Regions from separate parts of the Homo sapiens genome. Here regions 2 and 3 are each linked to region 1. The links are chromatin loops, found by intact Hi-C in ENCODE. Cell type or tissue: B cell. All regions are shown on one strand. Links, peaks and the distances in the headings refer to the core of each region. The heading gives the core; the rest is flanking DNA.

Region 1 (6,943 bases), core at 832-5,831:
CCTATTGATGACTAAATGTTACATTTAGCTCCCGGGAGTCCATGCCCGGAACAGAATTTCAAGGAATCACATTGAGCCTGCTGGCCAACCGGGACCTGCTGCAAACTTGAGTAAACACAAGGTTTCCTAATAAACTGCCTTTCTTAGAAATCTAAAGTACTAAAAACCCTAAGTTCAGGAAAACTTGAATTTCTCAGAGAGGCAGAAAAAGGGATCAAGTTGCAGAACAATAGCGCTAGAAAGAAAAACCAAATGCACCTGAGGGCAGATAGTTAAAGGAGTTGGAGAAATTACATTTCAGAAAAATATGTTTCGGTGGCCAATTTTGTCTCTAGCTTGGAAATGTACTTGGTCCCATGAATAGGTTGACTCTTGCACAAACCCTGTTTACCTGGCTTGGTTCAAAGTTGTGACTTTTACTTCCCATGTGACTGATGAATTTGACAAGTTTGCCCCTGGCCCTGTGCTGAGCACTATGAAGGGGCAAAGAATTATAAGACCTGGTTTGGGGCTTGGGGGTGGGGAATGGGGGTTCAAAGAGAATATGTACAGCAGCAGCAAAGGTAGCAGTGTGCTGGTGGGTTTAGAGAGAGATTTTTGGTTTTGTTTTTGTTTTTTTTGAGACGGAGTCTTGCTCTGTCACCCAGACTGGAGTGCAATGGTGCAATCTTGAGCTCGGCTCACTGCGACCTCCGCCTCCCAGGTTTAAGCGATTCTCCTGCCTCCCCCTCCCAGGTTTAAGCGATTCTCCTGCCTCTGCCTCCTGGGTTTAAGCGATTCTCCTGCCTCAGCCTCTCAAGTAGCTGGGATTACAGGCACCCACCACTACTCCTGGCTAATTTTTGTGTTTTTAATAGAGGTGGGGTTTCACCATGTTGGCCAGGCTGGTCTCAAATTCCTGACCCCAAGTGATCCACCTGCCTTGGCCTCCCAAAGTGCTGGGATTACAGGCGTGAGCCACTGTGCCCAGTCTAGAGAGAGGTTTTAATAAACTTAGAGTTTAGTGATCTGTGTGGCCTGGGACAGAAAGTCATCTTCTCATTTGCTTGGTTACTCAGAGTAGCCTATCAGGAGGATTTGGGGCAGGGCCAGTGGTGCAGAATCATTCTTGAGCTACAAATATCAAGAAAACAGGATCTAGAAAGATGAATGAAATCTATTCGTGACTACCTTGGCAGCATCCAAAGTCACAGAGGGGCAAGATACTACTGTGCTAGGAGGATGAATGATGACTTTAATTTGTAACCAACATAAATAAAAATAAGTTTCTGACTAGATGTCTATCATCACATCACCTGAGCATGACTGGATGGATTTTCACTGTATTGGAGGGAACATTTGAATTTATAAAATGGCCTTAAAATATGGGCTTGTGGGGGGTGATGGTGGGCTGACTACCAATGAAGAGATGTGCCATATGCATTATGGTAGGTCAGGGTCTCGCAGACACAGTCTCGCAGATGGGGACTAGTATGCCAGAGTTTATAAATGAAGTGCTCCAGGGGAAATGAGGGGGTGGGAGGAGGAACAGGCTGGATGGGGAAGGGAAAGGAGCCCAGCAAGACAGCCACTTCAGGCCAAGTCCCAGCCTCAGCATGGCTCTACAAAAAGCAGTGGAGTGTAAGTTACACCTCTGATTGTATCCCAACTCCAGGCACCCCAGAGCTGGGCTTTCATATTCTGCACCAGTCAGCCATTGGCCAATGGCCCCCTAGGGAGGACCCAAATTTCCAGGTACATCTGTCACCAGTCTTTAGAAGAGAGTCATTAGAAGCAGGCATAGAAGCCAAGGGAAGGGGCCAGTCTTGGTGGCTCACGCCTGTAATGCCAGCACTTTGGGAGGCTGAGGTAGGTGGATCACCTGAGGCCAGGAGTTTGAGACCAGCCTGGCCAACGTGGTGAAACCCCGACTCTACTAAAAATACAAAATTAGCTGGGTGTGGTGGCGCATGCCTGTAATCTCAGCTACTCAGGAGGCTGAGGCAGGAGAATTGCTTGAACCTGAAAGGCGGAGGTTACAGTGAGCCGAGATCGCACCACTGCACTCTAGCCTGGGCAACAGAGCAAGGCTCTGTCTCAAAAAAAAAAAAAAAAAAAAGAGAGAAGCCAAGGGAAGGACACTCAGAAATGGACAAAGGATTTTCAGGAGAGGGCACAGAGCCCCTCAATACAGTGTTCCCCATGCGTATTAAGACCTGTGGGCAGAACAAGGAATAAATGTTTCAGATATGAGTCCAAAATCCAAGGACACGCCCTTCAACTTGCAGACACTGGTTTCCAGTTGAGCTGCTTCTCACATGGGCAACTCTAGCCAGCTGGTAACAGCAGAGATTTGTGTACTTGGTAATGTTTTTAAAAAACAGCTGGGGATTGTCTGGGCAACGCTGGAGGCCAGCTTCTGTGCAATCGCACGGGCCTGCTGAGCTTGTCCCTCTCCTCCTGCTGTCCCCAGAGGGGCAAACAAGCTTCTTTCTTATTCAACCTATGTCTTCCTGAACTCTGTTTCTCTCTGACGTGGCTGGAGAGACTAAGACAGTTCTCATTAAGAAGACTACATAAGCAAGGCCTAAATTATGTGCTACAAATCCTGCAAGAGTGTCATGAAAATGGAGGTTGCTCAGGACTGGAGGAGCCGCGGAAGGCTTTTTATGGGAGATGGGACTTCATTTTGGCCTTGAAAAGCAGCAGAGCTTAGTAGGTAGAAAAGAGAAAGAAGGGCATCCCGGCAGGGGGGTACACATTGAGCAAACGGCACAGAGGTGAGACCTGACGTGCACTTTTATGGCACAAAGTGAAGACTGTCTTAGCTTAAGGGAAGAATCCCAGCCCAGAAGGCTGACAGTCGGTCACCCTGGGTCTGAAATTTGGGTCATGGTCTTAAGCCATCTACCCCTCTGCTGCTTGGTTCAGCTTCTTTCTGATTCTCTGCCTAATTCCCCCCTCAGACTGGCTTTCCATCAAGCTGTGTCGGGCTCCAGACCATCCTCCTAATTAATACATGCCAGGTCCCATGAGTTGACAAGCTTTCAATACAAAGAAATAAATGATATAAGCCAGGATGAAAAGCAGAACAAAATAAAGATAGCAGGGGGTGTTTGGAGTGAACAACATCATGAAACGGGCCAATTTCAGAGACTTTTTGGAAAAGCGGAAACCTGATGTGTTAATTAGGAGTCTATTTCCATAATAAGACTGCTCAGAGGAAGGTAATAGAAGAAACAAAGGGGCAGTGGCAGGGACTGGTCAGGCAGGATGGAAGTTACAGCTTAAGGAGAGGGGAGAGGGCTTATTATTGTCTGTTGTCTTCTGTATCTCTGGGGTCTGCTGGCTCCATAAGACAGGGGGCTGCCCCTTCTTTGTTTTGTAAAGCACCGTGAATAAAGAGCTTCGGGTATAAATAACAATGTGGTTTCTGGCCCCAAGACCCGATTCAACAGGAAGTACTGCAGCCTTACCAGCTCCAGCTGGTGGTAGATTTTGACTTTTCAGGGCATACTCTATTCAGAGGAACTGTCTGCTGCTGAGATGAGCCAATATAGTGGTTCAAAACAAGAGGAAGTGTGGCAAGGAAGTGAGGTGCCAATGCACCCGCAGTGAGGGAAGGGCACTTGTGAAGCCGGAAGCCTTCATCTGGCCTCAAGCAGCTAGGTTTGGGGGATTCGAGCAAGGGTGCTGGAATCAGGTAGATGTGGGATCTAACCCCCAGCTCTGCCGCCTGCTGGCTCTGTGGTTAGGCCTTCCAACTGGTATGCTGAGCTGAGAAAAGACAGTGTATCTTCTCCACTACTGCCAGATTGATTTTTCAAAAGCACAGCTTTGAGCATCTCTTCCTGCTGTTTGGAGATGGCAGTGGCTCCCAACTGCCTAGCAGAAGCCAGTCCACTGTGGGGTTGGCCAAGTTCTGCACTTCAGGGACTTTGACTGAGAGGGTGAACCCTCCTAAACCTCGTGTTCTTCTTCATGAAGCAAGGATGATAATAGGCACTGTATTGTTGGGCCACTGTGAAAGTTAAAGGAGATAATTCACGTAAAGCATGTGGCACATCATAAGTGCCCCACTAACAAGAATCTTCACGACTGGTTAAGAAACTGCTTGAGTGCAAAGCCCCATTCTTCCTTTACCAGATGTGACCTTGGGTACATTTCTTAATTTCCCCATTGTATTAGTCCGTTCTCACATTGCTGCAAAGACACTACCCCAGAATGGGTAATTTATAAAGGAAAGAGGCTTAATTGACTCAAGTTCAGTGTGGCTGGGGAGGCCTCAGGAAACTCACAACCATGGAGGAAGGGGAAGCAAACACGGCAGGAAGGAGAATGAAAGCCAAGCAAAAGGGGTTTCCCCTTATAAAACCATCAGATCTCGTGAGACTTATTCACTACCACGAGAACAGTTGGGGGAAACCACCCCCATGATTCAATTATCTCCCACCAGGTCCCTCCCACCACAAATGGGAATTACGGGAGCTACAATTCAAGATGAGATTTGGATATGGACACAGCGAGACCTTATCACCCATCCTCAAACGCTCACCTGTAAAACAAGGTTGTTGAGAGGATTCGATGAACTGATGTATCTAAAGCATCTTGACCAGTACTTAGTGCTCAATAATTTTAGTTTTATGACATCATCATCATCATTATCACTGCTTCCTCCATCACCATCATGATGATCATTTAGATCTGGGAGAAAAAAAAGAAATAAATTGGGAATATACTTATTGAAATGAGTCCCTGAAGTTGCTCTGGGGGTCTAGGAGTGGAGAAGGGGGCTGAACGCCTCCATCCCTCCTCTCCACAGATACTTCTGGTAGGGCCTGGGGTAGTTGGGACCAGTGAGGGCTTCAGGGACTGGGTGTGCCTGTTGCATCTGGCTGTTTTCTCCTGGCTTCTGGATCTAATGCTGGGCACCTGTTCAACCCAGGCCAACTGGAAGGTGGGGGTCAATCTTGCTGAATGAGACTATGGTGGTTGTGGTTGTTAGATAGAGGACACGTGCTTCCTCTTTCTGCTGTCATGAGAGTCCCTCAGGGAAAGTTCATGACGAGGTGAAATGTTACTCTGGTCTCCTGTTTTTCTTTTTCTTTTTTTTTTTTTTTTGGAGATGGAGTTTTGCTTTTGTCGCCCAGGCTGGAGTGCAATGGCGCAATCTCGGCTCATAGCAACCTCCGCCTCCCGGGTTCAAGCCATTCTCCTGCCTCAGCCTCCGGAGTAGTTGGGATTACAGGCATGTGCCACCACGCCCGGCTAATTTTGTATTTTTAGTAGAGACGGGGTTTCTCCACGTTGGTCAGGCTGGTCTCGAACTCTGGACCTCAGATGATCCGCCCACCTCGGCCTCCCAAAGTGCTGGGATTACAGCATGAGCCACCGCGCCTCGCCTGTCTCCTGTTTTTCTATCTGAAGGTAATGACCACTTCACCCATTTTGTGTGATGTTGGCAAGGCTGCCAACAGTGTGACCCCACCCCATTGCTGCGATATAATGCAACCCAAGCAAAGTGAATCAAAATCATTATAGGGAGTTTGCTTGAGAGCTAAGGGTAGGGGTAGGGGTGGAGGGAAGTGTCCTTCTCCCTTGCCCTAGGATGCAGAGATCTAAAGAACACAGGAGGCTGAAGATGCCAGACAGGGGTCCTTGCAGCCGTGTTGGAGAGATTGGAGAGATTCTGCTTGAGAGTGAAGTCAATCAAAGTCAAAAGACAGAGCCCTCTTATCATTGTTTGAGCCACTTGATACAGCTATGCCTGAAGGTGGTCACCCCCAGACTTCCCAGGTACATGAACCAATTAACTCCATAAAGCTGATTGAGTTGGATTTTTGTCACTTGTACTAATGAGTACAGTGCCTTTATTTGCAACTGTGAGAAATTTGCTTCATATGCTTTAAACTCATTTGTGTTAGGAATAATTAGGTTTTTTAAATTTGTGGAGGGGCTATCTAGGAGTGGGGAATAGAAAACTGAGATGCAACAGAAGGCAGAGAAGAAGCTGATGCTTTGCACTGAAGCCTTGGAAAAGATCAAGGAAGCTGAGAGCTGGTAGCCAAGGGCCATGGAACAGCCAGCTGTGTTGATGGAAGGGAAGAAACAGGGTCACCTGTGGGAGGAGCAGGCAGCACAGGCAAAGACATTAGGCTATAGTGTTTATGGATAAGGACCTATATAACCTTCTATGTGGTGGCACAAATTTGGCAAATCACTACTCAGCTATATTAAGCCAATTCGATAAAAATTACTCAAAGCATCTCAATCAAAAAGGCAATGTCAACTTGGAGTCACACAGCCCTGGGCTTAGGGCCAGCTTTGGGACAATCTAGTTGAGTGACATTAAGAGAATTATTTGACATCTCTGATCCTCAGTTCCATTTCTGCACCATAGGGATAATAATGCCTTCCTCACATAATAGGTGATGATGGTACTGTTTTATTCAAGCTCTTCCACACCTCTGGGACCACAATAGAAAAATGAGAAGCAAGACAACCAACAACTCCATTCCAAAAAGTACAAAGCACATGCAATATGTGCACGAAGAATCAGACATAGAAGGAAAAACAGGGCCAGGCACAGGGGCTCGCACCTGTAATCCCAACACTTTGGGAGGCTGAGGGGGGTGGTTCACTTGAGTCCAGGAGTTCAAAACCAGCCTGGGCAACATAGGGAGACCCCATCTCTACAAAAAAAATTCAAAAATTTAGCTGGACATGGTGGTGCACGCCAGGAGTCCCAGCTACTATGGTAGCTGAGGCGGGAGGATTGCTTGAGCCTGGGAGGTGGAGGCTGCAGTGAGCTGTTATTGCAACTACTGCATTCCAACCTGGGTGACAGAGCAAGACACTGTCCCCTCCCCCCGAAAAAGAAGAAAAAACATTTTAGCATGTGTGTTATCTATGATTTAGAAGCACATTTTTAAAACCATAGGGAAGGCAAATCCTGAAAACTGTT
Region 2 (6,943 bases), core at 907-5,906, 380 kb after region 1:
TCCGAGGAAACAGTGAGGAAGCAGAGAAATGAAAAAGATCCCACAGTCTGAAGCTCTCAAAGCGTGACTCTGGCTTCCCCGCCTGCCCGATCCTGCCCGCAGTAGAGCAGGAGTCAGAAACTCTGTCCTGGGCCTGTCTCCCATGAGCTTTAGTGCCCCAGAGAGGTCCTTCTGCCTCCCCAGCATTGGAAGGAGCAGGATCCGAGAGAACCACACGCTTGCCCTGGTGCAGACGGGGACTGGAGGGTCTCCATGCTTCCTCCCAGCTCCTGCAGGTTGGCCAATGTCGCAGCAGGCTCAGAGCAGATCTTAGTTAGGTCTAGAAAGAGGCTCAGGTTAGAGCCTCCCTGGGCCACTCACTAGCTGTGTGACCTTGGACATGTTACCTGAAGCCTCTGGTCCCTGAGCCTCTGTTTTGTTACTCATTGTGGCATAAGAATACTTGTCTTAGGCTGGGCGTGGTGGCTCACACCTGTAATCTCAGCACTTTGGGAGGCCGAGGCGGGCAGATCACCTGAGGTCAGGGGTTTGAGACCAGCCTGGCCAACGTGGCAAAACCTCGTCTCTCCTAAAAAGAACAAAAATTAGCTGGGTATGGTGGCAGGCACCTGTAATCCCAGCAACTCACCCAGGAGGCAGAGGTTGCAGTGAGCCGAGATCGCACCGTTGCACTCCAGCCTGGGTAACAAGAGTGAAACTCTGTCTCAAAAACAAACCAACAAAAAGAATACTTGTCTTAAACGAGTGCTTTAGGGATTAAATTAAGTAAAATGATGTACCAAATGCCTAGCCCTTGTGCCTGGCCCAGGGAAAGTCATTGAATTTGATTTCTCCTTCCTCACCATTGCCACTGTCTTTTAATAATTGTGCAGTCTTGTTTCTGCAAATGCTGCATACCAAATATTTTTTTTCTTTGAGACAGAGTTTTGCCCTTTCACCCAGGCTGGAGTGAAGTGGTATGATCTTGGCTCACTGCAGCCTCCTCCATGCCTCCCTGCCCACCCCCAGGTTCAAGTGATTCTTCTCCCTCAGCCTCCGAGTAGCTGGGATTACAGGCACCCATCACCACACCTGACTAATTTCTGTATTTTTAGTAGAGACGAGGTTTCACCATGTTGGCCAGGCTGGTCTTGCACTCCTGACCTCAGATGATCTACCCACTTCGGCCTCCCAAAGTGCTGGGATTACAGGCGTGAGCCACCGCGCCCAGCCGGCTGCATACCAGTTTGGCCCTTATATATATGGTTTTGTATTGTGAGGAATCTTTTTATACTTTATGTTCTGTGCTTTCCCCTAGATTTAAGATCTGTGAAAACCAGGACTGTTTGCAAGTTCTCCTGGTGCTATAAACTTCACATGTAGGTGTTATTCAAAATATATTATTTATCAATGATTTCTCTTAGAATGCATAGCATAGATTATAAGAGTAGTGAAAAATATTTTCCTTTAGTTGCTCTGGGATGCCAGAAATCATTGGCTACCCTCCTCCCCTTTACAGTCACAAGTCCAGATGTTTGGAGGGGGAGGGAGAAGCTGGACTCTATGAAAGACAATTTAGCAATTTTGCAGTGTTGGTGTTTCTGACCTTCCATCTACTTCCCCATCTGTCTGCCAAGGTCCGAGTGTCCCTCTGGGTATGCACGAGGCCAGACTGTTTGGACCTGGTCATTCTTCAAGCCTAAGACAGGCTGCCCAGGGATAGAAAGGTTATAAATTCCAGGCTGTTGACTCCAAGGCACCAAATATTGTCACAGGAGGAAACTTTTTTGCAGCTGCTGTAGAAAATGTAAATGTGGCTGGGCACGGTGGCTCACGCCTGTAACCCCAGCACTTTGGGAGGCTGAGGCAGGCAGATCACCTGAGGTCAGGAGTTCAAGACCAGCCTGGCCAACATGGTGAAACCCCATCCCTACTAAAAATACAAAAATTAGCTGGGCTTGGTGACACGTGCCTGTAATTCCAGCTACTCAGGAGGCTGAGGCAGGAGAATTGCTTGAACCTAGGAGGCAGAGGTTGCAGTGAGCTGAGATTGTGCCACTGCACTCTAGCCTGGTGACAGAGCAAGACTCCGTCTCAAAAAAAAAAAAGAAAAGAAAAGAGAATGCAAATGTGCTGACGGTGGTGCAGGCCAGGAATTGCTCCAGCTTTGTCTTGTTCATTATTCCTTTGAAAAGAAGCCTCCCTCTGCTCCTCTGTACATTTCTGCGGAACTGGCACTTGAAAGGTAAGGCGCCGGAGCTCTCCCTGCCCCAGTCATAATGGGAAAAGTTTTCACCCCAGGCCAGCCCAAACACTCAATTGTGTTCTTTCTCTACCAGATACATAATCCGTGTTTAAATCTCTTGGCAGTCACTCATTAGTTTTTTTCCCCTACATTCTTTTCTTCTTTGATGAGAACAAAGCCCGGCTCCTCCCAGCTCCCAATCTTGCTTTTCTCTCCCAGGAAATCTCCCTGTCGCACTTTGATCCCATAGGAAGAAAGTCACCCAAATGCTATCCTTCTCTACCTGCTAAAAGAGGAAGATCGCAATTCTTTGTACTACCAAATCTGTGTGCAGAACTCACAAATCTGTGGTGCCAGAGGTCCTGATTTTTCTGGAGGCATTCTGGCGGCATACCATGGCCTGACTACCTAAGGACCCCTCTCTTGGGCACCTCCCCCTCCCTGATTTTTAATGGATTGTTCTTGAGAAAGGAAGGATTGGACATACGGTGACTCCAATGGAATTTTATTCTTATTAAAGCCCTTTGAAGTTCCCTCTTTCTAACACCACCCTTTCTTACCCTCACCCCTTAGATGTGGCATGTTCCATCATCAGAGTTGTTGAAGTTAAAGTTATAGGAAAACCAACCTGAATTTCTCTAATACAACTCTTTGATGTAGAGTAAAACAAAAATCTATTTCCATCCGATATTCTAGGCTTCTAAGAAATGAACTATGAAAGTAAGCTGTTTAGCACTATAGGACTGTAAAGAATTTTAAATTTATTTTATTCCATCTGCTTTGGACTCCAAACCATTCTGGATTTTGATTGAGAGGCAGAAAACCAAGCATTTATTGGGCACCTACTGTGTGTCAGACTTGGTATACAGACAGCATGTGAGAGGCTATCACGTGCCTATAAAGAGCAGGTCACACAGCTTGCAGATGGCTGAGCTGGGACCTGAGCCGGCCTCATCTGACTGTTCTGACCCCATAGCCTGAGTTCTTCTCAAGGTAATTTGCCACCTTGTGGTCACTGTCTTCTGCAGAAACATTCTTCGATGAGCTTTGGAAAGGAAGAATGACATATCACTTGTTAAAAAGGAATTTAGGGTTTGTAGCATAGTGAGAGTAAGAGAGATGGGAGGTGAGAGTTCCTGCCATTGGAAACTGGCAATGGTGAGGAAACAATGACAATTAGAGGGAGAGCCATGGAAATTGATGGGGGAGGCGTGGGGAGGAAGCAGAGAGGATTCTGTGTGGATGGATGAATGGATGGATGGATGGATGGATGGATGGATGGAGGCACCGTTAGGAGAATGGGGAAGGGGTGACTAAGGATTATGAATGTGTGTGTGTGTGTGTGTGTGTGTGTGTGTGTGTAAGGATCACTTCTGTTTTAGACAAAATCGAAAAGCGAATGTAGGGTGGGGAGAATCACACAATATTTTAGGGATTATTTATACGTTTGTTTAATAAGAAAAAAAGAGAGTCAAACCTCACCATATTATAAAGCTTTCTTGCCCATGAATTCTTCTTAGAGCAAATGAGGGTTTCCTCTTGTTTTGTTCCTCTTAAACTCTCAGTCATTTTGGGAATAAATGTCTATACTTCAGCTATCTTTCTAATCATTTCTTATATGTATTTGTTTTTGATATGTCTGTAGGGAGAACTGACAAGGACTCTCACCATCTTTTGAATTTAGTTTTTTTAAAAAAAATTATTGTTGTTAGAGCAACATATTTTGTTAACATTCTTTAAAAATGAAAATCTCTCTAACCACCGTCCTGAATCTCTAATATTGTACACAGTAAATATTTGTGAAATAAAAATGAATAGATATAATTAGCATCCTTTTATTTGATATTGAAGTCATAAAATGGATTAAAGACACAGGGTTAATTTTATTTTGTTAAGGAACAAGCAGTGAAGATTCTTCCAAAAATGCCTGGCTGATTTCTGGTTGACCCAAGTGTATAAAAATTAAGCTCTAAATAATTATCAAAATAGTGTCTGTAAATAGCATATTTGCTGAGGCAAGACTTAGATCGTAGGAATGATGAGCACTGTTGGTCATTTTGGCTGTGCCAAGTTCAATAGACCACTTGTGGCCAAACGCTACATGTGAGGATGTTTTCAGTAATCTAAGCAGGTGTAGGAATGACACTCAGTTTGAGAGACTCAACTGAAAGTAATGTGCTGGACCACTGAGTTGTTTTACAATTAGTCTTGGAAAACTTGGGGGTTTTTGGTCCTTCTGTGCCCCCAGCTTTATTGAAATATAATTGATGAATAAAAATTGTGGATATTTAAGGCGTACAGTGTGATGTTGTGATACACACATTGTAAAATGATTACCACAGTTTAACATATCTATTACCTCATATAGTTACCATTTGTGTGTGTGTGTGTGTGTGTGTGTGTGTGTGTGTGTGTGTGTGTGATATGAAAATAGTTAAGTTCTACTCTTTTTCAGGTCTGTAATCCCAGCACTTGGGGAGGCTGAGGCGGGCAGATCATGGGGTCAGGAGTTCAAGACCAGCCTGGCCAAGATGGTGAAACCCCATCTCTACTAAAAATACAAAAATTAGCTGGGTGTGGTGGTGCACGCCTGTAATCCCAGCTACTGGGGCGGCTGAGGCAGGGAATTGCTTGAACCTGCGAGGCGGAGGTTGCAGTGAGCTGAGATCGCACCATTGCACTCCAGCCTGGGTGACGGAGCAAGATTCTGTCTCAAAACAAGGAGCAAGATTCTGTCTCAAAACAAAACAAACAAAGAACAAAACAAAACAAAACAAATCTACTCTTTTATTAGCAAATTTAAAGTATAAAATACAGTATTATTAACTGTAGTCTCTGTGCTGTAAATTAGGTCTCTAGGGCTTTTATTTTATTTTATTTTATTTTATGTTTGATGAAGTCTTGTTCTCTCACCCAGGCTGGAGTGCAGTGGCATGATCTTGGCTCACTGCAATCTCCACCTCCCAGGTTCAAGCCATTCTCCTGCTCCAGCCTCTCGAATAGCTGAGACTACAGGTGTGCACCACCACACTTGGCTAATTTTTGTATTTTTAGTAGAGACAGGGTTTTGCCATGTTGGCCAGGCTGGTCTCAAACTCCTGACCTCAGGTGATCCACCTGCCTCATCCTCCCAAAGTGCTGGGATTACAGGCGTGAGCCACCACATCCAGCCAACTTACTCATTTTATAACTGCAAGTTTTTACCCTTTGACCAACATCATCTCGTTTCCCCCAGCCCGCCTCACTCCCCAACCCCAACCCCTGGTAACCACCCTTCTATTCTCTGTTTCTGTGAGTTTGCCTTTTTAAAATTCCATATATAAGTGAGATCATGTGCTATTTGTGTTTCTGTGTCTGGCTTGTTTCATGTAGCATGATGTCCTCTAGGTCCATCCATGCTGTCAAAAATGGCAGGATTTCCTTCTTTTCTAAGGTCAAGTAATATTCCTTTGTGTGTGTGTGTGTGTGTGTGTATACCACATTTATATACATATATATATATATATATATATATATATATATATATATATATACACACCACATTTTCTTCATTAATTTATCTGTCAGTGGACACTTTGGTTGTTTCCATATTTTGGCTATTGTGAATAATGCTGCAATGAAATTGAGAGTGCCATGCAGATATAGTATCTCTTTGAAATAGTGACTTTATTTCCTTTGGATATATACCCAGAAGTGGAATTGCTGGATCTTATGGGGGTTCTGTTTTTTTTTTTTTTTTTTTTTTTTTTTAATAGTCTCTCTGTGTTCACCCAGGCTGGAGTGCAGTTGGCGCCATCTCGGCTCACTGCAACCTCTGTCAAGCGATTCTCATGCCTCAGCCTCCCAGTTAGCTGGGATTACAGGCAGGCGCCACCATGCCTGGCTAATTGTTTTGTATTTTTAGTAGAGATGTGGTTTCACCATGTTGGCCAGGCTGGTCTCGAGCTTCTGACCTCAGGTGATCTGCAAGTGCTGGGATTACAGGCATGAGCCACCACACCCAGCTGTTCTGTTTTTAATACTCTAAGGAACCTCCATACTGTTCTTCGTAATAGGTGCTGAGCCTTTTTTTTTTTTCTTTTGAGACGGAGTCTCGCTCTCTCACCCAGGCTGGAGTGCAGTGGCGCGATCTTGGCTCACTGCAACCTCTGCCCTCTGAGTTCAAGTGATTCTCCTGCCTCAGCCTCCCGAGTAGCTGGGATTACAGGTGCCTGCTAATTTTTTTTTGTATTTTTATTAGAGACGGGGTTTCACCATCTTGGCCAGGCTGGTCTTGAACTCCTGACCTCGTGATCCACCTGCCTCGGCTTCCCAAGTGCTGGGATTACAGGCGTGAGCCACCGAGCCCGGCCTGGTGCTGAACCAAATTACATTTCCACCAACAAGGTATTAGAGTTTCCTTTTCTCCATGTCCTCACCAGTACAGACAGTCTTTCTGATAGTAGCCATTCTTACAGATGTGAGGTGGTATCTCATTGTGGCTTTATTTGCATTTCCCTGATGATTAGTGATGTTGAGCACCTTTTCATATACCTGCTGGATATTTGTGTGTCTTCTTTAGAAAAATGTTTATTCAGGTTCTTTACCCATTTTTAAACTGGGTTATTTGTGGGATTTGTTTAGTTTTTTGTTTTGTTTTGTTTTGCTGTTGAGTTGTATGAGTGCCTTTCTATTGTGGATATTAACTCTTTATTGGATATGTGCTTTGCAAGTATTTTC
Region 3 (6,943 bases), core at 847-5,846, 340 kb after region 1:
TTGAATTGTGTCTCCCCCCTAATTGGTTGGTTTGTTTATTGATTGATTGATTGATTGATTGAGACAGAATTTTGCTCTGTCTCCCAAGCTAAAGTGCAGTGGCACGATCTCGGCTTACTGCAACCTTCGCCTTCTGGGTTCAAGTGATTCTTGTGCCTCAGCCTCCCGAGTAGCTGAGACTACAGGTACACCACCACATCTGGCTAATTTTTTGTATTTTTAGTAGAGATGGGGTTTCACCATGTTGGCCAGGCTGGTCTTGAACTCCTGACCTCAAGTGATCCACCTGCCTCGGCCTCCCAAAGTGCTGGGATTACAGGCGTGAGCCACCATGCCTGGCACCCCCCAATTTATATGTTGAAGCGCAAACCCTCAATGTGGAGCTAATTAAGGTTGAGACCATACGGATGGGGTCCTAATCTGATTGGATTGGTGGCCTTATAAGAGGAGGAAGAGAGATCACTCTATTCATGCACGCACACCAAGGGCAGTCCCCATGAGCACACAGTGAGAAGGCAGCCGTCTTCTCACGAAGAGAGTCCTTACCAGGAACTGAAGCTGCTGGCACTTTGACCTTGGACTTCCCAGACTCCAGAACTGTGAAAAAGTAACTTCTGTTGTATGAGCCACGCAGTCTGTGGTATTTTGTTCTGGTAGTCTGAGCTGACTAATAGAGTGTGCTTTGGCTCTAATTAGATGATGATTTGTTGAGCTGGCATTGATTGAGCCCTTGTTAGGTGTTGGGCACTATCTTACTTAACCTGACCTGTCTAATCTCTCAATTCTCAAAACCACTTTAGAAGTTGGTTAAGTTACTTGCTAAGTTCCCCTAGCCTAGTAGTGCCAGGATTAGAACTATGACTTCACGTTGCAGCCCTGTGAAATGGCACCTCCTGCAGTTGTGCAGGGCAGGCCTCTGCGGCTGTCCGTGGACGACCTTGACAGATGGGAGACCACATGTGTGTCCCTGACTCCAGTGCTCCTGCTTTCACTAGAGAGCAGATGACACACTCCTCGATGTCAGGGGAGTTGCCTTATATTTCATTTCTGGTGGCACTTAGCAAGTGCTCTGTGCACAGGAAGCAATTAAAAAATAATTTTTGGTTGGTTAATTTTCCCCAAACACTTAGCTCCTCCTACATCTGGAGAAAGAGTGAAATTTTCACCCACCCTCCCGAGCTCCCCCGTGTGCATCCTCTGAGCTGTTTGCTGTCAGCGAAGGCATTTGCGTGTCAAACCTACCCATAAACTTGCTGAGTTGACAAAAGCAAAGAGAGATCAAGTTTTCAGTTGTTGGAGAGTAGAACCGTTGTGAGTCTGAATCTGCAATTCTTTTATTCTCTCAGTGAGTAGAAGTGAGTCTTTGTGAGGATGGCCTTCAGCCAGTATCTTGACACCTCAGTTACGTAAGTAGTTCTCATCTTGTTCTCCTCTTTTGCTTTTTTCTCCCTCTCATGTACACTCACAGTAAGAGGCCTGAGAGAACGTTAGCCAACTCCTTGTTTTTTGAGACAGAGTTTCACTTTTGTTGCCCAGGCTGGAATGCAATGGCATGATCTTGGCTCACCACAGCCTCCGCGTCCTGGGTTCAAGCAATTCTCCTGCCTCAGCCTCCCAGGTAGCTGGGATTACAGGCATGTGCCACCATGCCTGGCTAATTTTGTATTTTTAGTAGAGACAGGGTTTCTCCATGTTGGTCAGGCTGGCCTTGAACTCCCGACCTCAGGTGATCCATCTGCCTCTGCCTCCCAAACTGCTGGGATTACAGGCGTGAACCATGGCACCCAGCCCTCCTTTTTTTTTTTTTTTTTTTTTTAAATGTTTGCCTCAGCTTTTGTTATTCAGAGAGAAATTGGTCTCATCTGCCTCAGGACACGGATGGCTTTACCTATAATTAATTAAGCCTTTTCCTCTCTGAAGTTGATGGGTTTGGACTTTTGAAAAAGATGGGCCATGTGGCATCTTAACTTAGGCTCAAGGTGATAGGGTTATAGATTTTAGACCTCCCGGACCCTCTCTATAGATATTGGCCAATATTCTTTATTAGCATGTTTATGTAGGTATTAGCCAGTATTCTTTATTGGCACATTTATAATTTATACCCCACTTCCTTTTCATAGGGCTTGCCATAAGACATATAGGTCACAATCAGGTCGCTAAGGTAAAAATTGAAAATAGACAAATGCAGTAGAGAGAGGGGAAAGCAAATATTCCAAATTCTTGACCTAATATATTTGTTGTGATTGAGTGCCTGACAGCCAAGGCAAAAATGGAAACTCGGCAGATTCCATAATTCTCCTTCCCTGGTAAGATGCCGACTTAGGGGAGAGACATAATCTCCAGGTGCAAGTTTATAAAAAGATTTCATTGTAAGGCTGTTTCTCCATGGGATATAAAACCATGTAATTTACAACACGTACAGCAACCTTAGCTCCAGTTCAGAGAGCCATCAAGGCTGTTGTTCCTGCCATTAGTCATGACCTTATCCTTCTCTGCCCCTAGCTAAGGCCTGTTCATCCTGTAGACTTTGACAGCCATCATCGCCTCCAAGAAGTCTGCCATGATTCTCCCTGCTCAGGCTGGGTCATGTCCCTCTTCTCAGTGGAACCATAAGACAGGGCTTATTTTTATCTCTGCATCTCTGTATTGCTTTATATATATATTTTTACAACTAGATGAGGTATTCCTAGGACTCATTCCTGGTATTGTGGTAGGTGTGGGGCTGATGTTTGTTGAAGAAAGGAAGTTTTTTTTAATCTAGATTACAAAAACAGTTTTCCAAGTGGATGAAACCATGTTATATGAATGAAAGTCATTAGTTGTTTTTTAGTGTCTGCCCATAGTAAGTAGCTTGTCTGTGACTCAGAATTGTATGTTCCTGGTACGTATTAGAAGAGCTGGTTGTCAGATGCAGACTCAGGAGACTTGGGTTCTGGTCCTGATTCTTCCACTAAGTAGAACTATCACTTCAGCATTTCACAGGCTTAGTTTCTATATCTGCAAAGTGAGCACAGTGAAGCAGGCTGGTGGGCGCAGAGGTGAGGAGTTGATCTCCTCTCCCACATGCCACGCCCAGGGCAGCCATCCATCGCTGGCCACAGCTGTCATCCTCAGCTGCTTCTGTGAGCACCATTCTCAGAAGCCACCACCAGTCCCTTGGGGCTGGCATCAGAGAAGAAGTCTGTTTAACATCTGTGGAAAAGGTTACCTTTGAGGTTCTTTCAGCTCTAATGATTGTAGCATATCCCCTGATGTTCTCTGTTATCACTGTAGTGGGCTGAAATGTCCCCCCCCACCAAATTCATGTCCACCTGGAGTCTTATTTAGTGACCTAATTATTTTAAAATAGCATTTTTTTTTTAGCTGGGCATGGTGGTGGGCACCTGTAATTCCAGCTACTCGGGAGGCCGAGGCACAAAAATTGCTTGAACCTGGGAGGCAGAGTTTGCAGTCAGCTGAGATCGCACCATTGCACTCCACCCTGGGCGACAGAGCAAGACTCTTCTCAAAAAAAAAAATGAATACATAAAAATAAAAATAGGGTTTTTGCAGATGTAATTGGTTAAGATGAGGTCAGAATGGATTTGAGTGGGCTCTGAAGTCATTGACTAGCGTCCCTTACGAGGAGAGGAGAGGAGAGGAAAGGAAACAGATACGTGGGGAAGATGACACAGGAAGAGACTGGACCAATGCAGGGGTGAGCCAGGGAGTGCCAAGATCGGCCGGGGGCCGCCAGAAGCCAGGAGGAGGCAAGGAAGGATGTTCCCCAGGTCCTGTCGGCTCCTTGATTTCACACTTCTGGTCTGTGAGAGAATTTCTGTTGATTTAAGCCACCAAGTTTGTGTTAATTTGTGATGGCAGCTCTGGGAAACTATTGAAAGTAATGGCAAAAACTGCAATTATTTTTGCACCAACCTAATTTGGTGCAATACACTCACCTCTGATTTTTGTCGTCATTTTGCCTGCTCTATCAGGCTAGTGTGTCCCTCTTCATGTCTGCCTGGAGAAGCCTCATGCATTGGAAGATGTCTTTTTTGCCGTGTCACATGTGGTAGAACCTGACATTTCTCTGCCTGTTCGTGAACATTTAGACATTGATAAAAGCTCATTTTCCCAATTAATAGATGAAAGCATATGAATTACTTTATATTTTTGAGGGACATATGTTTAGTTCAGACTCCCTGAGGTCTTATTCAAATTATCAAAAAACCTGGCTACCGCAGTGTAATTCACAGATGGTACTGACTCTAGCCAAAAAAGGAAAAAAAAAAAAAAAAAAAAAAAAACACCACCCAAAACTGTGCTCCAAACACAAAACTGCTTGAGTGTTCTGAGCAATAGAGTATCGAGGGAATGGTGTTGGGTGGATCCCTGCTGGGGAGCCTCCTGCTACTGCTTCTCCCGTCTTGGACCCAGGAGGGCACTTCCTCCAGCTGGGGAGTTTCTTCACCGTCCCTTTCACGTACATGTCATCATCAAGGAGACCTCCAAGCTTTTGTCTGTGTTTTCTGTGCCTCAAACACCATCCCCTCTTTGCCAAGCGGTTTCATATGTTATCTAAAGAGCTCAACACTCTGTAAAGTGGCAATGATTGTTCCATTTTATGGATGAGGAAACTGAGGGTCAGAGAGGCAATTAGGTAACCGATCACAGGTGACACAGCTAGGAAGGAGCAGAACAGAATCTGAACTCAGATCCTTCCTATTCCCAAACCCACGTGCTTCCTGCCCCACCTGAAAGGGCATTTGTGGGTGGGGTAGGGACAGTGGCTTGAGCCAATGCAGATGAGTATAGATGCATTTGGAGAGAAAACTTGTAGAAGTGGAGAACATGAGGGAACAGAGATGGGTTGGCATAAGAGAAGGCCAGAAAGATAGGAAGGTGCCATGTTGGGAAGGGCTTGACTTTCAGGCTTGGAAGTGAGGGTGTTTTGTGTCTCTACTGGGGAACATTTGAAGGCTTGGAGCACGGAGAGGCATGGAGTGTGGGAGTGGGATTTGAAGTATAATGAAGTAGAGTGATGGGTCAGCGGTCCAGCCGGGTTATAATGAAGGATGGAATTAGGTTGGCAGCAAGGTGTACACTTGGTGACACCAGACCTACTGTCACAGAGGTAGAACCCACAGGCTCTGATGATAGCTGTGGGGGTCATAGGGTAGGCAGACAAGGAAGGGAAGTAAGAATCTAGGTTTAAGTCTGCTTAGAGGCGAGGGGAATAGGGAGGAGAATGGATTTGGTCTGACAAGCAGTGGGGCAAGGTGATGAATGGGTTGTGGTCTGGCCATGATGGACTCAAGGGGCCAAAGGGTCATCTAGAGAGGATAATCAATTGACAGGCAGATGTGTGGGCTGCAGACACACCAGGTCAAGCTTAGGAGTAGTTGAGAGGATCAAGCAAAGGGCCTGGGGCATTGCCGCCCCTCCCTCCGTCCCTCCCTTTCCCCTTCCCTTCCCCTCCCCTCCCCTCCTTCTCTGTTGCCCAGGCTGGAGTATAGTGGCATGATCACAGCTCAGTGCAGCCTTGAACTCCTGGACTCCAGAGATCCTCCCATCTCAGCCTCCTGAGTAGCTGGGACCACAGGTGCGCACCATCACACCTGGCTAATTTTTTTAATTTTTTCATAGAGATGGGGTCTTCTATGTTGCACAGTCTGTTCTCAAACTGCTGGGCTCAGGTGATGTTCCTACCTCTGCCTCCCTAAGTGTTGGGATTACAGGTGGGAGCCAGCACACTTGGCCTGTACCTTCACTTAAGCAAACCTTTTTTTTTTTTTTTTTTTTTTGCTTTTTGAGGCTTTTTTTGGGCTGCAGGTGCAGGGCCTAGCCAGACTTGGCAGCACACTTTACATGGCCAGGATGTCGGGCAATGTTAGAATTAGTTGGAGAGGGCTCTTATGGTTATGTCACCAGATGTTGGAAAGGCTTTAGTTATAAAATTAAAAACAAACCTATCATCTGTGTGATTTTGTAGGCCTCGGGGTTCGAGGTATCCTGTGAGTCACCCAAGGAATCCTGGGAGTACATAGTCCACAGTAGACAATTATTATTGCTATTTGTCAATAATATCTGAAGATGACTGTTACCTTTGTGGTGATTTATCTTAGAAGGAGGCTTTTCTCCTGTGTTTGCTGAGTTTGATTTGAGTCTTTTTTTTTTTTTTTTTTTTTTTTGAGACGGAGGGAGTCTCACTCTGTTGCCCAGGCTGGAGTGCAATGGCATGATCTTGGCTCACTGCAATCGCTGCTTCCTGGGTTCAGGTGATTCTCGTGCCTCAGCCTCCTGAGTAGCTGGGATTATGGGCACACGCCACCACACCTGGCTACTTTTTGTATTTTTAGTGGAGATGGGGTTTCATCATGTTGGTGAGGCTGGTTTTGAAACCTTGACCTCAAGTGATCCATCCGCCTCAGCCTCCCAAAATGCTGGGATTATAGGCATGAGCCACCACGCCTGGCCTGACCACACCTGGCCTGATTTGAGTCTTAACATGTAGAGCTCTGGGCATCTCAGGACTGGTTTTGCCCCTTGTCCACAGGGGAAGCATCTTCAGTAGTGATTCTAAATGTGACTTAGAAAACTGCCCATGGTCTGTGAGGCTGACAGTGTCATTGCCTCCGCTCTTTATAGGACGGGGTTGTGGGCACCCTGGTGCGTGGCCTCAGCATGCTGAGTGAGAAGCAGGTGATTGCTGATACGACTTATAAGGGGTGTGGTTCCAGTCGCCTTCATGCTGGGCGCACAGACGGGCACGGTGTACGGGCTCACTGGACTGCATGGTCAACATGGAGGTCTTTCTGAGTTGTGCAAAATGTTCTTCTCAGGAAGCTTGACTGCTGTTTGATGTTAACATGATTGAGGAGTTTAGGCTTGACTAAAGTCCTTTGGTATCCCTGTGAAATAGGACTTTGTGTTAGTACATTCTCACACTGCAAATAAAGACATA

Evidence for each region. Peaks named below come from ENCODE experiments on the same cell type or tissue, not always from the same donor. Only the 100,000 strongest peaks of a DNase experiment are listed, where the experiment ranks them.
Region 2: a loop joins it to region 1, with 20 times the contacts of the local background. A loop is called at or near these places in 1 of 110 quality-filtered maps.
Region 3: a loop joins it to region 1, with 16 times the contacts of the local background. A loop is called at or near these places in 1 of 110 quality-filtered maps.

The regions. Positions count from the first base shown.
Region 1 is chr14:89,717,592-89,724,534 of GRCh38, reverse strand. No RefSeq gene overlaps it. Among named protein-coding and RNA genes, the nearest start is that of FOXN3-AS2, 140 kb to the right of the region's middle. In B cell, for the core only: no CTCF peak of the experiment used is centred there; DNase peaks (open chromatin) are centred at 2,484, 3,514, 4,404, 4,974 and 1 weaker place; H3K4me3 peaks cover 2,615 bases; H3K27ac peaks cover 3,543 bases.
Region 2 is chr14:89,332,781-89,339,723 of GRCh38, reverse strand. All of the region lies in intron 3 of FOXN3 (forkhead box N3), which reads left to right. Among named protein-coding and RNA genes, the nearest start is that of FOXN3-AS3, 14 kb to the left of the region's middle. RefSeq lists an enhancer at 102-371. In B cell, for the core only: a CTCF peak has its summit at 3,262 (motif pointing left); a DNase peak (open chromatin) is centred at 3,223; H3K27ac peaks cover 552 bases.
Region 3 is chr14:89,380,373-89,387,315 of GRCh38, reverse strand. All of the region lies in intron 2 of FOXN3 (forkhead box N3), which reads left to right. Among named protein-coding and RNA genes, the nearest start is that of FOXN3, 33 kb to the left of the region's middle. RefSeq lists enhancers at 1,144-1,193, 1,244-1,313, 2,985-3,184, 3,195-3,364, 3,425-3,544 and 1 more. In B cell, for the core only: no CTCF peak of the experiment used is centred there; DNase peaks (open chromatin) are centred at 949 and 3,105; H3K4me3 peaks cover 590 bases; H3K27ac peaks cover 3,094 bases.